Regions from separate parts of the Homo sapiens genome. Here region 2 is linked to region 1. The links are chromatin contacts, found by Hi-C or POLR2A ChIA-PET in ENCODE. All regions are on one chromosome and are shown on one strand. Each heading gives the region's core, a stretch centred on a gene start or an enhancer-like site at or near the end of the contact. The rest is flanking DNA. Distances are from core to core; before and after follow the strand shown. Region 1 overlaps QTMAN (queuosine-tRNA mannosyltransferase). Region 2 overlaps ZEB2 (zinc finger E-box binding homeobox 2).

Region 1 (5,339 bases), core at 1,356-3,855:
AGGATATCTATTTCTAGTTCTTCAGTCTCTTATGGAAATTCCTCTTTCTTCTCCCAAATGTTTACCTGATATTCTTTCACCTCCTGAGATGCTAGGATTTTGCTTTTTTTTTTTTTTTTTTTTTTAGATACTTTCCCTCATAGATAAATCAAATTGAATTGTGAGATTATGGCCTTTTCATTTTTCATTAGAAGTGACTAAATCCAGTCTAAATCCAGTACCTTATACTCAGTGACATTTATTTCATCTCATCAAGGGAATGCCACCCATGTTTGCTTGTGTTACTGTACTTCAAATAGGACGTTGAGAATATTTGTATGTTAGAGTAACACTGCTATTTCTGTTTCAAAATTAACTGAAAATGTGTCTCCCACTTGGGGAGGGAAACTTCTCAATAACTTTTGTAGTTAATATGGATTAAGTTATTAAAACATGTTTGAGTATTCTTAATCAGTATAGTTAAGAATATGTTAGTCATCTTATTTTAAACTCATTTGGTGTGTATATTTATAATTACCCTGCACAAACTCAGTCTGAGTTAAATGTTGGCATAGAAGCCAGTGTAGGGTAGCAAGATAATGTTTCTGTCCAATAAAAAATGCCAGTGTAATGATTAAGCCAGTGGACTCCTTCCAGGTCATAGACATGATTATTTTTGAATTAAACATTCTTGTAGACTCCAGTCAGGTTGGGGAAGATGCTTTGCCATGGCATGGAACATAGTTTCTAAATCCCTCAGCAGGGCAGACAATTTTCCTTAGATTGAGGGGTGAAATTTTAAATAGAATTAGATGCCACCTATTATATTTACATGGTAATACAATCTGTACATAAAATTCTGCCTATGAGAGTAAATAGTAATGAGTGATAGGAAGAAGTAATTTTTTATGTCTGATAATAGTACAACTCTTGAATGAATTAGGAAGAAATCGTCACGGCCATTGCTAAAGGGTTTTACGGTTCATTGACTCAACACACATTTATTGAACACTTTCTGTTTGCTGAGTGCTAGAGATAACAATGGTAAGCAAAACAGACCTAGTCAAGTGTCTCCGTGGAACTTAATGTCCAGTGGAGATATTGACATTAAATAATTACTTGTATAAATATATCCTACGTGTGATAAGTACACAGAAATACTACAGATTGTTTTGTCAAGAGAACCTTGACTTTGCTTGATGGTAACAGTAGTAAATTTTTGAGCTAGACTGAATGCGGCTACGTGGCTGACTTCTTCACCTTCTACTCCAAACCTTTATTGGCATGTGAATCTTCAGTATTGTTTTTTTTTCCCCCTCCAGTCCTAGTTCTTAAGACCTATTATTCTATCAAAAAGGTGACTGTCCAGTGCTGAGGGGTAAAGAATAAGGGTTATATCTTCAGAGGAGTTATGATTATGTTGGACTCTGGGAGGAATCCCAAGAGATTCTAACAAAAAAATTGAAGTATTTCACTATATGATATTCAGTTACTTATATTATTGATGTCTTGGTTTTACAAGTGAGGAGGCATTATTAAATATTGTATGCAATTAATATATTAATTTATAGTGACATTTATATTCCACAAGCATATAAAACATATACCGTGTTATATATATATCATTTAAATATTAATAATTATTAAACATTTTTATTTAATCCTAAAACTCAAAGACTAGAAAATGGAGGGTTTTTTTTAACTTATATTGTATCCTGTGCCTGCAGTGAAGTATAATGGGATGCCATGTGAATATGGAGTTGGAAGACCTGGATTTTAGTCTTGCTGTCACTTACTCTATGATGCCGATATTCTTTATATTTTGTATTCTGTAAAAGAAAAGTGGTTCAACAATGGTATCAGCACTCCTTGCACCTATTATTCTGAACACACCTTGACTTCTCTGCTTGGGCATTCGTATCCGAATGGGTCAGGGAGCCCAGTTTTCTCCCACTGAGCTGGTTTACAGCCCATTTCAAGAAGGTGGAAGACTTCTGGAGAAAAGCCATCTTTGAGAAGGAAATACATTATTCATCTTGTCAAACTTTTATAAAAAGAATAATTGTTGGCAGAAAGTATTTAAAAATGTCTTTTTTTCTTCTCTGTTAAATAAAAGCCTAATTACTAAATGTGGAATGGGCTCTCTAGATTGATGGTGAGGGAATTGGCTTCTTATCCTACTTCCACTTCTCAAATTAAACTAGGATGATAATAGATCAAACAGAATAAGAAACTGCAGATGATTTTCAAAATTTATGAAATTTACAAATATTCTCTTAGGCCATTAAATGCACTTTGGCCTAGAATTCAATTGCTTATTCTGTTTCTCCCATCTCTTTAATCGGTGTTACTTCTCTTGTATTGGTAGGTTAAAATAAACACATATCTATATGGAAAAAATTATTATTTCCCATAAATTCTGCTTCTGTCAACAATAAAAAAGAATCAGTATTTGAAAGAGAACATAATAAAATGTGTCCAGATATACTTGCTGCTTGATTTAGTTTAGACTTCAGGAATAATAGGAAATCATTAGTATCAAGTACAGTGCTGTCTGACACTTGTTGCTGAGAACCTGTGTTAAGTGAAACCAGTGTTACTTTCAAGGCAGAAGAAAGCAACTTCCTGTGTCCCCCTGATTTTCACTTCAGCTCCAGAAAAACCTAGTTTGTCTGCTGTGTGTCAGGTCCTGAGACAACTTTCAGGAAAATAATAGCATAGCTCCCAGTTTTCAGATTTTCACAGCTGCATGCAGAAGCAGAACGTGTGACTACAGTGAAACAAGTATAATTCTACTATACAGAGTATAAAGGAAGTCATATTTAGGAGGAGTTCAGGGAAAGGCTTCATAGAAATGGTGATTCATGAGCAGAAATTTTAACAAAAGTTCATTAGTTGAACAGAGAGAGAAGGCTGATGGAGGTGAGATAAATGTGTGAAGTTATAAGAGTCTAAAACAGCTCTGGGAGTGTGGGTGTTTGGTATTGCTACCAAGTAGAGTCTGGGGAAGTTGGGGAAAAGGAATTGAAGTGGGAGAAGGCCAAATGTGGCTGTAGTGAAGAGAAAGGAAGGGGCCAGGAAATGAGTCTTAATTGCCATGTGTTGGGCCTTGGATTTTACCCTTAGGTGATTTAAGGTTTTTGAGCATGTCATTTTATGGTCACATTTCCATTTTGGAAAGATTATTTGTGATTAGCTTAAGGAGAATGGTGTGGTGGGAACAAGATTGTATGGTAGCATGGAGACCTACTTAAAAGGGCAATGCGATACTTTAAATGAGTGGTGAGATGATATTCCAGTGCAAAACTTTCTATTGATTCATAAATATGCTGCCACATTTGTGAATGTTGGCAAATTAAAAATATTTGTAGTATTCAGTAGAACGAATTCATTGCTGCTTTTATAGTTTGAAATCATTCATGGAATTAATAGCATTAAAAAATTGAAAGAGGGTTAATATTTTGTCAGTGGAATTAAACCACTCAGCTTCTCACAGAAAGAAAAATCTTGTAATTTTTTAATATAATGTGGAATATAACCTCACAATAATATATTGAACTTTTAATATATACTTATCCAGTTATTTGTGGAAATTGTGCATATTTGAAAACAAGTACATGACGTGCTTAGTACATGCTAAGTACTCAGTAACTATTTGCTGAGTTTGCATTTGATGCTTGTGGAGTTTTAACCAAGACACTTTACTAATTCAAGTCCTGGAATAAGTTACTAATATATGTGTGTGTGTGTGTATATATATATATGTGTGTGTGTGTGTGTGTGTGTGTATATATATATATTTTTTTTTTTTTAAAAAATAAAGACAGGACCTCACTCTGTCACTCAGGCTGGAATACAGTAGCACAATCATGGCTCACTGTAACTTCAAACTCCTGGGCTCAAGTGATTCTCTTGCCTTAGCCTCTGGAGAAGCTAGCATTATAGGCACACACTACCACACTCAGCTAATTTTTAAAATTTTTTGTAGAGATGGAGCCTCACAACAGCCCAGGCTGGTTTCAAACTCCTTGGTTCAAGCAGTTCTCCTACCTCAGCCTCCCAAAGTGCTAGGATTACAGGCATGAGCCAGTGCACCCAGCCATGACTGATACTTTTAAGCAGAAAGTTGAATTCCAAACCAACAAAAAAAGAAATGTTTTTTAGGGAAAATTAAATTATCACAAATACATATAAGATGCTAACTTTGCAAAGAGCATATATTTAAAAGATCATTGCAATTCATATAATTGGAAAAGCACATTTGAAAATAGCTTTAAATTTTCTCACAGAAAGTATGGCGTATGAGTTTTCCTACCAAATCTTGGTTTCGATGCATGAATTCTCAGTTCTTAGTCTCTACAACAAGACACAAAAATCAGAGGAAGAGATTAGCATATCCATGGCATTGAGGGGGGTATACATTATTAGCTTACCACATCTTTGTCAGTTTGAACCCAGAATTAAAGCGAAATGTTGCTATTTAAGTACATATGGTAGTACACAACTACAACATAAATATTAGACTGTATGTCTCCTAACCAAATAATGGAATAATGATCAGTATCCATCAAGTGTTAGTTATCTGCAGTTCAGACTAATGCTCCGGAAGCAGATTCATTTCTATTAGCCAAACTTTGTTTAAATTTATGTAGAATATTTTCAGTGCATAGAGTTTTATGACTGCAAAATTATTACTTTGCATTTGATACCAGATTATATTTCAGTTTTTAGAGGTTATATTCAGGTTTTAGAGGTTAAGATGAATTTGCTATGCCTGATTTTTATAGAAGAATTTAAAAAAATAACTTTTTTGTAGAATATATTTATCTTGTCTCTTTTTTCCCATATGATAATTGATTGTAGTACATTACTTTGAGGAAAGTTGTTTAGCAAAATGTATTTTTACTTCACACTCTTAATAGATTCTGTTAGGGGAATCACTGGTCACATGTTTTAAAGCAGAGATCTTTTCATGCTTATTTTTACTATTTAATGAGATTTCAGGTATATTTTAACAACTTGGGGTTTCCGTGATGAATCATTAAAATAAGTGAGTGGGCTGGAAGGTAATACTAACTTTTCTCACCCCTGCCCTATTTTACTCTGCTGGGTTGTTGGTTGCTTTTTATATAGAACCTGGGTGTGTTGGTGGGTGGAGGTGCAGAAGGGAAGGAAGAGAAAGGGTCAGTAAGAAAATACCAGGTAAACTTGTGATGACCTACTGAGAAATACCGCTCAAGTTTCACTTTCCCCAAAGTAAACCATTTAGTGTTTAAGCCCATTGTTTTTTGCTTTAACAAGCTTAAGTTTCCAAATATTGCATATAGGTAAATCAAAACTATATTTTCAACAATTGATTG
Region 2 (5,339 bases), core at 1,677-4,176, 250 kb before region 1:
CTACCTCCTAATTGTTCCAATCTTTTTTTCTTTCTTTTTGGAGGTAAGCTCTTCTGGTACTTCTTTTTTTATCGTTCTCACACTTCTTCAGAAACTCTTCTCATGGTATACATGTTCCTGGTACACACCACTCAAGGGCAGATTCTGACACTTTCTTTCGGTAGTCCATCCGTGCTTCCTTTCTGATGTAGCAAAGTGTCCTCTTTGTGAGCACGCCCAGGTTCAAAACTTCCATTTCCACCACTTGCTACCTATGACATTGGGCAGTTACCTGACAGCACTTCACCTCAGCTTCCTCATCTGTAAAATGGATTGTTGTGATGAGTAATAAGATCATTTATTTAGAGCACTGCTGGCACACAGTAAGCACTGTTAACATGTTTGCTATTAGTATTATTATCATATCTCATAGGACTCCCCAATCACACCCCGCTTCAATCACCATCATGCTGTATGCCATATTATCCTTGCATGTAAATTTTGAGGACCACATAACTGGGTTTTAAAAATCTGGTTCTAACAGTAGTTTATGTCTTAGAAATCAGGGCAAAGTTAATCGAAGATACCTAATATCAAACCAGGTAAAGATGAAGACTTTAAATGCTTTTTGAGGATGATTATAAAGAACATTATGATAAGAATGATGATGATATGATGATGATGATGATGATGATGATGATGAAGAAAACATGACCAAATGCTTCTTTGGGTTAATACTCTGCTTATAAAACGAAGTGTCCAGGAAACATACAGTATTCCTCCTGAAATTAGTTTTTTTTTCCCATTAAATGGAAACATGTTATGCATAAGAACATATATTGTGCAGTATGCATGAGATTTATTTTTCAGAAAGCAGAGAAATGGCAAGAATTTTAAGTGTTCTACATACTTATTTAGATCTCACATCAGGAGATAAAACAAATGAAAACTCTGACTTGTTAATAATTTACGTTTTGGTGGAAAATTCATACAAGCTGTTAAGATACCTCTAAGACCCAACACAGAAAATGCAAATAACATATATCCACTGTGCACTGAAGAAAATTTGTCTGAAAAGAAAATAACATCAATTAAAAAAAAAAAACACAAGTGATTTCAAGGGAATGTTGACCACATTTACAGGGCTGTAATTGTGCTTATTAATTTTAGATGTCTCTTTTGAAATATTCGTGTAAATGATCTCTCCACTTACCAGGTGTTTCTTACAGAAAGTCCACTGGGCTACCTCACTACCTAGGAGGTGGCTTACAAATAGGGGATTTCTTTTTAGAAAGCCACACCATTACTTTTCTCTAACAGCTTATGCAAAAGTTTTGTGGGGGAGGGAAAAACCCAAGCCAAAAAAAAAAAAGAAAGAGAGAGAGAGAGAAGAGTGTGCATGACAATAACTACCTCTGTCCCTTAGGTTTTTGTTCTTTTCATGTCATGGAACTTTTTAGCTGTGCTGCCTGGGTAACTGCTCTGGAAGGTTGGAATATCTGTTGTTGAAGGAGGTTTGTGATTGAGGGCCCTCTGACACAACCTTTTGTTGCATTGAGGTGTTTGATCCTCTTTCCCTTTCTTCTAAAACCAATCCCATCCCTTTAAAAAATGGATAACCAGCACTTCTTTTACTTATTGTCAGCTTTTGGAAAGTTACTCTGGGGGTTTGTAGAAGTTTAACTAGTTAACTCTTTGCATGCTGATGTCCTGTCGCTAAATATTCTTCTTCTTTCTAAACAGGAAGGATTTTAATCACTTATATCAGGTAACTACCGCTGTTATGCAGGCATAGCAAGTGAAACATATTAAGGTCCAGAAATAAAGCATTTGTGTTCAAGGTCTTCAAATGTGAGAGTGATTCAGGCTTTGCAATGAGACACATCCTTATTTTCTTTTTGTCCTAGAACCGAAACATGTGAGAGTTATGACTCTGCCACTTGAAAAAACATGATGATATACTAATTTTTCATTGAAGAACAACAGGCTTTGGTAATAAGTAAATGCAAAGGGTTACTTCAGAACTGGGGTACATAACTGAATGGCAACAAAGAAAGAGAGCCTTAGAATGAAAAGTGTAGGGGTCTTGTTCCAGTCTGCTGACTAGATGCTGGAATATTTTTTTCCCAAAAGAAGGGACACAACCCAGGCTCTAGGAAAGAAAAGAAGCTTAAGTGGATTATTTAACAAAAAAGCAACTTATGGCTTCTAGATAGTGACCTACATTCTGCACACAATAATGATGTTTTACGGTGGTGATAGGGTTAATAACCTAACATCATTCATGTAGTGTTTTTTGAAAATTGAATTTTACTGCTACAAAGTAAATGTAACAGCCCTCTGGAGACAATATTACAGGCACTTTATTGTTTGCTAAGCTGATGTCATCTTTCTACAGACTGACTTTAAAACAAAGGCAGAACATTTATTACAAATATCACTGTGTGAAAGGAAATCTACTGAAATATTGTTTAGAAGGTGAGCTGATAAAAAAGTATTAATACTTGGCTTTGATCATCTTGTACTATAAAGTTATGACTTCAAATTTTTTCTCATGTGATCTCTATTCAAGGCAAACTTCATCCTGGCAATTCCTACCTGTGTCTCTAACATTATTTGCCCTCAAGTTGAAACATTTGTTTAAGATTCATGCGTGTTTTAAATACATTTTTACTCTCTAAGGCAATTTCTTAACAGAGTTGATGAGTTTTTGAGAGAGAGAGATTAAATAGCATCTTTCAGAGATAATATATGTATGATTTTAAAAACAAAGTATGGAGATTAAGCTGTTTAGTTTATATAATGAACTTTCAAAATCACCTGTAAGTGGTGACTGCAAAGTTTGCAATTTAAATAAGCTGTTTCAGGCACTGCCAAGCAAGCATTCTGCATCACAGGTTGCTTGCAACTCAGAGGGTTTGGTCTCTGTATCTGATGCACGTGTAATACAGCGTGAAGTTGTTTGTGGATCACACAGGAGCTTCTTAGAGCTTCATTTCCACACTGTAACCCTTGAAAATGTATCAAATGAGCAGATGCACTTGGCTCTTCCTTAAAAGGCACAAGTAATTTGTTTGTAAATCAGTTACCTTTCAAGAAAAGTTAAATTAGGGGGAACTCTTGTTTCTTTGATGTTTTCCCTCTTAGAAAGCCAAAGAGCAAATTAATGATCATTTTGAAGTAATAATGATAATGAGGAAAATATAATTTAGTGAGCTACACTATCCCAAAATAACTTTTTCAGGTACAGCATATAAATAACAGCCCAAAGGACTAAAGCAGCCTGATGGTGTTTTTCTAAGAAAATGATTTACTGCTCTGCCTTTGTCTCTGAACTCTGGTTAGAAGGAAAACACAGGTCAAGGAAATTGGGTTAAGGGAAAAAAAGCCTGTTATGGGCTAGGTGTAGAATTGTATGAATAGTGACTAATTGGGAGTCTGTAGCACTCAGATCAGTGTGTGCAATGCTCAGTACTGGCTGATGGTATTTATATCAGTCAAAAATGAAGCTGGATACATCTTTGCGTGCTCTACGAAGGCAGTGTGTTAGTTGGTGAATTGGCCGTGACCAGGAGAAAGCTACCAGTAGTACTATGATTGTGACTAAACCAAGAACTGAACTGCAATGTTTTAAAAATTTATTTTACTAATAAGTGTACTTCTGTATAGAAAAATCATTTTTAAAAAACCTTACAACTATTTTGAAACATTTTACTATAAGCCTGCCTTTGATTTGTTTGGGAAGCTATTTTATAGTCACTCAATTCATTTATTGTATTTGACAAATATTAGCTACTTACCATGTGCCAGCACCAAAGGTTCAAAAGTGAGTCCTCACAGAGCCTTACAGATTAGTGTCAGAAAGAACTGCTTGGCAAGGGTAAGAGTGTGACACATTGTGAGTATTCAAGAAATGTTTGTTGAGTGACTGATAGAATGAATTGAGGGATGATCAAGGTAAGTCCTCGATTTGATATATGTACAAGGAGGAACTAAGAGTTTCCCTCCCTGAACAGGTCAGAAAGGACATGCTTGAGCTGGCCTTAAAAAAACACCTGAGTGGCATGTAGCATGTGAATAATGAACAGGAATGAGCCACTGGTGGTAGAAACAGCATCCCAGAATATGCTCTGAGTTTTAGCAGCACAGCCCATTTCTGACCCCTGCATGCCTCAAAGCCACTTTAAGAATTTGGTCTTTGCCCTTCTGTCCTCACCCCCTGTTGTACTGTAATACACGCAAACATGTGTGTGCATGTACACACACATGCACACACACATGTGCTAACTCCATCGTTGGAATTCGACTGTCCACCCCTTCAAGAATCAAAGCATCTCCTAAAAAAAGGAAATGGCATGCCTGTTCCTTACTTGTATCCATAAAACTCACATTTGAGTTGTCTATCATGAGACCTCAGTTTTTTGACCAAACATTGTCCTTAAGCATCAGACACATAAGAAAAACTGGAAAGAGGAACAGGTAATATTTAAATCACCCACTATTCTTGTAATGAAAGGATTTTTCAAACATCAAGATGAAATGGTTTTATCAAATTATTAAAGTTTGCTTTTTGTGTCCAACTTAGCAACAAGTCATGGATGGGACACTCAAAACAGGCCAATTTGGGACAGTTCCAACTGTAGGAGGCCTTGTGTCATTACCTCTATAAATGGAATCGAGCTTCCCTTCTTCTGCAGCTATACATTTTCTTGCCTTTGATTTCCCACTCTGCTTTCTCTCCCGGCAGGCTCTTCCTGTCTCCTCTATCAGTTACTCTATAGGCAGATGTGCCTCTTTTTCCATTTGCCAGATCCCCCCAACCCAGATCTTCCAAACTACTCCCCTTTGAAGTCTCTATTACCGATACAATCACTTTTGTTTCCCTTCCATCCCCTCTCTCACTGCTCCAGTTTCTTCTCTCCCTAACCCCATTAGTTACATCTGCTGCCCCTACCATTCAGCCTGTGTTAAATCGTAATGCGCTTGACATAACTTCAGTTTGTCTGCTAAGTACTCAATCAGCACGCATTGCTATCTTCTGATTTGTAGGAAAGGGGGCAAGACTGAGTAAGCTGGCTCAGAATTCTCTGAGTGATTCAGCTCTGCCCAATTAGCACAACCAAAGTGGGAAATTGACAACTAATAATAATGAAAGAAATGGGTTTTAGTTGTGAATATAAATCCCACAAACTTGGTTCCTGATGCCTGTGGTAGATACTGTATGCTTCATATGGTGGTCAGATGGCTCAGAGAATGCAGAAGTGGATGAATGAAGGAGAGTGTGTCAATAATTGCAATATTTATTAGTTGACTGGGATTCTTTCCCTGGAATTCATTAATGGATTTTTTAAAGACTCTGC

The links. A loop is a pair of places that touch in the nucleus more often than their neighbours do. ChIA-PET counts read pairs that join two places held with the same protein, here RNA polymerase II (POLR2A). Pooled maps may share reads with other maps.
Region 2: a loop to region 1 is called in a map with no recorded cell type, with 3 times the contacts of the local background. The contact joins two enhancer-like sites. A Hi-C loop is called at or near these places in 2 of 37 single-sample maps with no recorded cell type and 1 of 50 pooled maps. POLR2A ChIA-PET finds 5 or more read pairs at or near these places in 2 of 52 experiments (OCI-LY7 and activated CD4-positive, alpha-beta T cell).

Annotation. Positions count from the first base shown.
Region 1 is chr2:144,213,702-144,219,040 of GRCh38, reverse strand. All of the region lies in intron 2 of QTMAN (queuosine-tRNA mannosyltransferase), which reads left to right. Among named protein-coding and RNA genes, the nearest start is that of QTMAN, 120 kb to the left of the region's middle. Within about 2 kb of position 2,605, at least 2 of the 41 ENCODE cell types and tissues checked have a DNase peak (open chromatin) inside an H3K27ac peak, as active enhancers do.
Region 2 is chr2:144,467,537-144,472,875 of GRCh38, reverse strand. The region is part of intron 2 of ZEB2 (zinc finger E-box binding homeobox 2); the gene reads left to right. Among named protein-coding and RNA genes, the nearest start is that of ZEB2-AS1, 49 kb to the left of the region's middle. Within about 2 kb of position 2,926, at least 2 of the 41 ENCODE cell types and tissues checked have a DNase peak (open chromatin) inside an H3K27ac peak, as active enhancers do.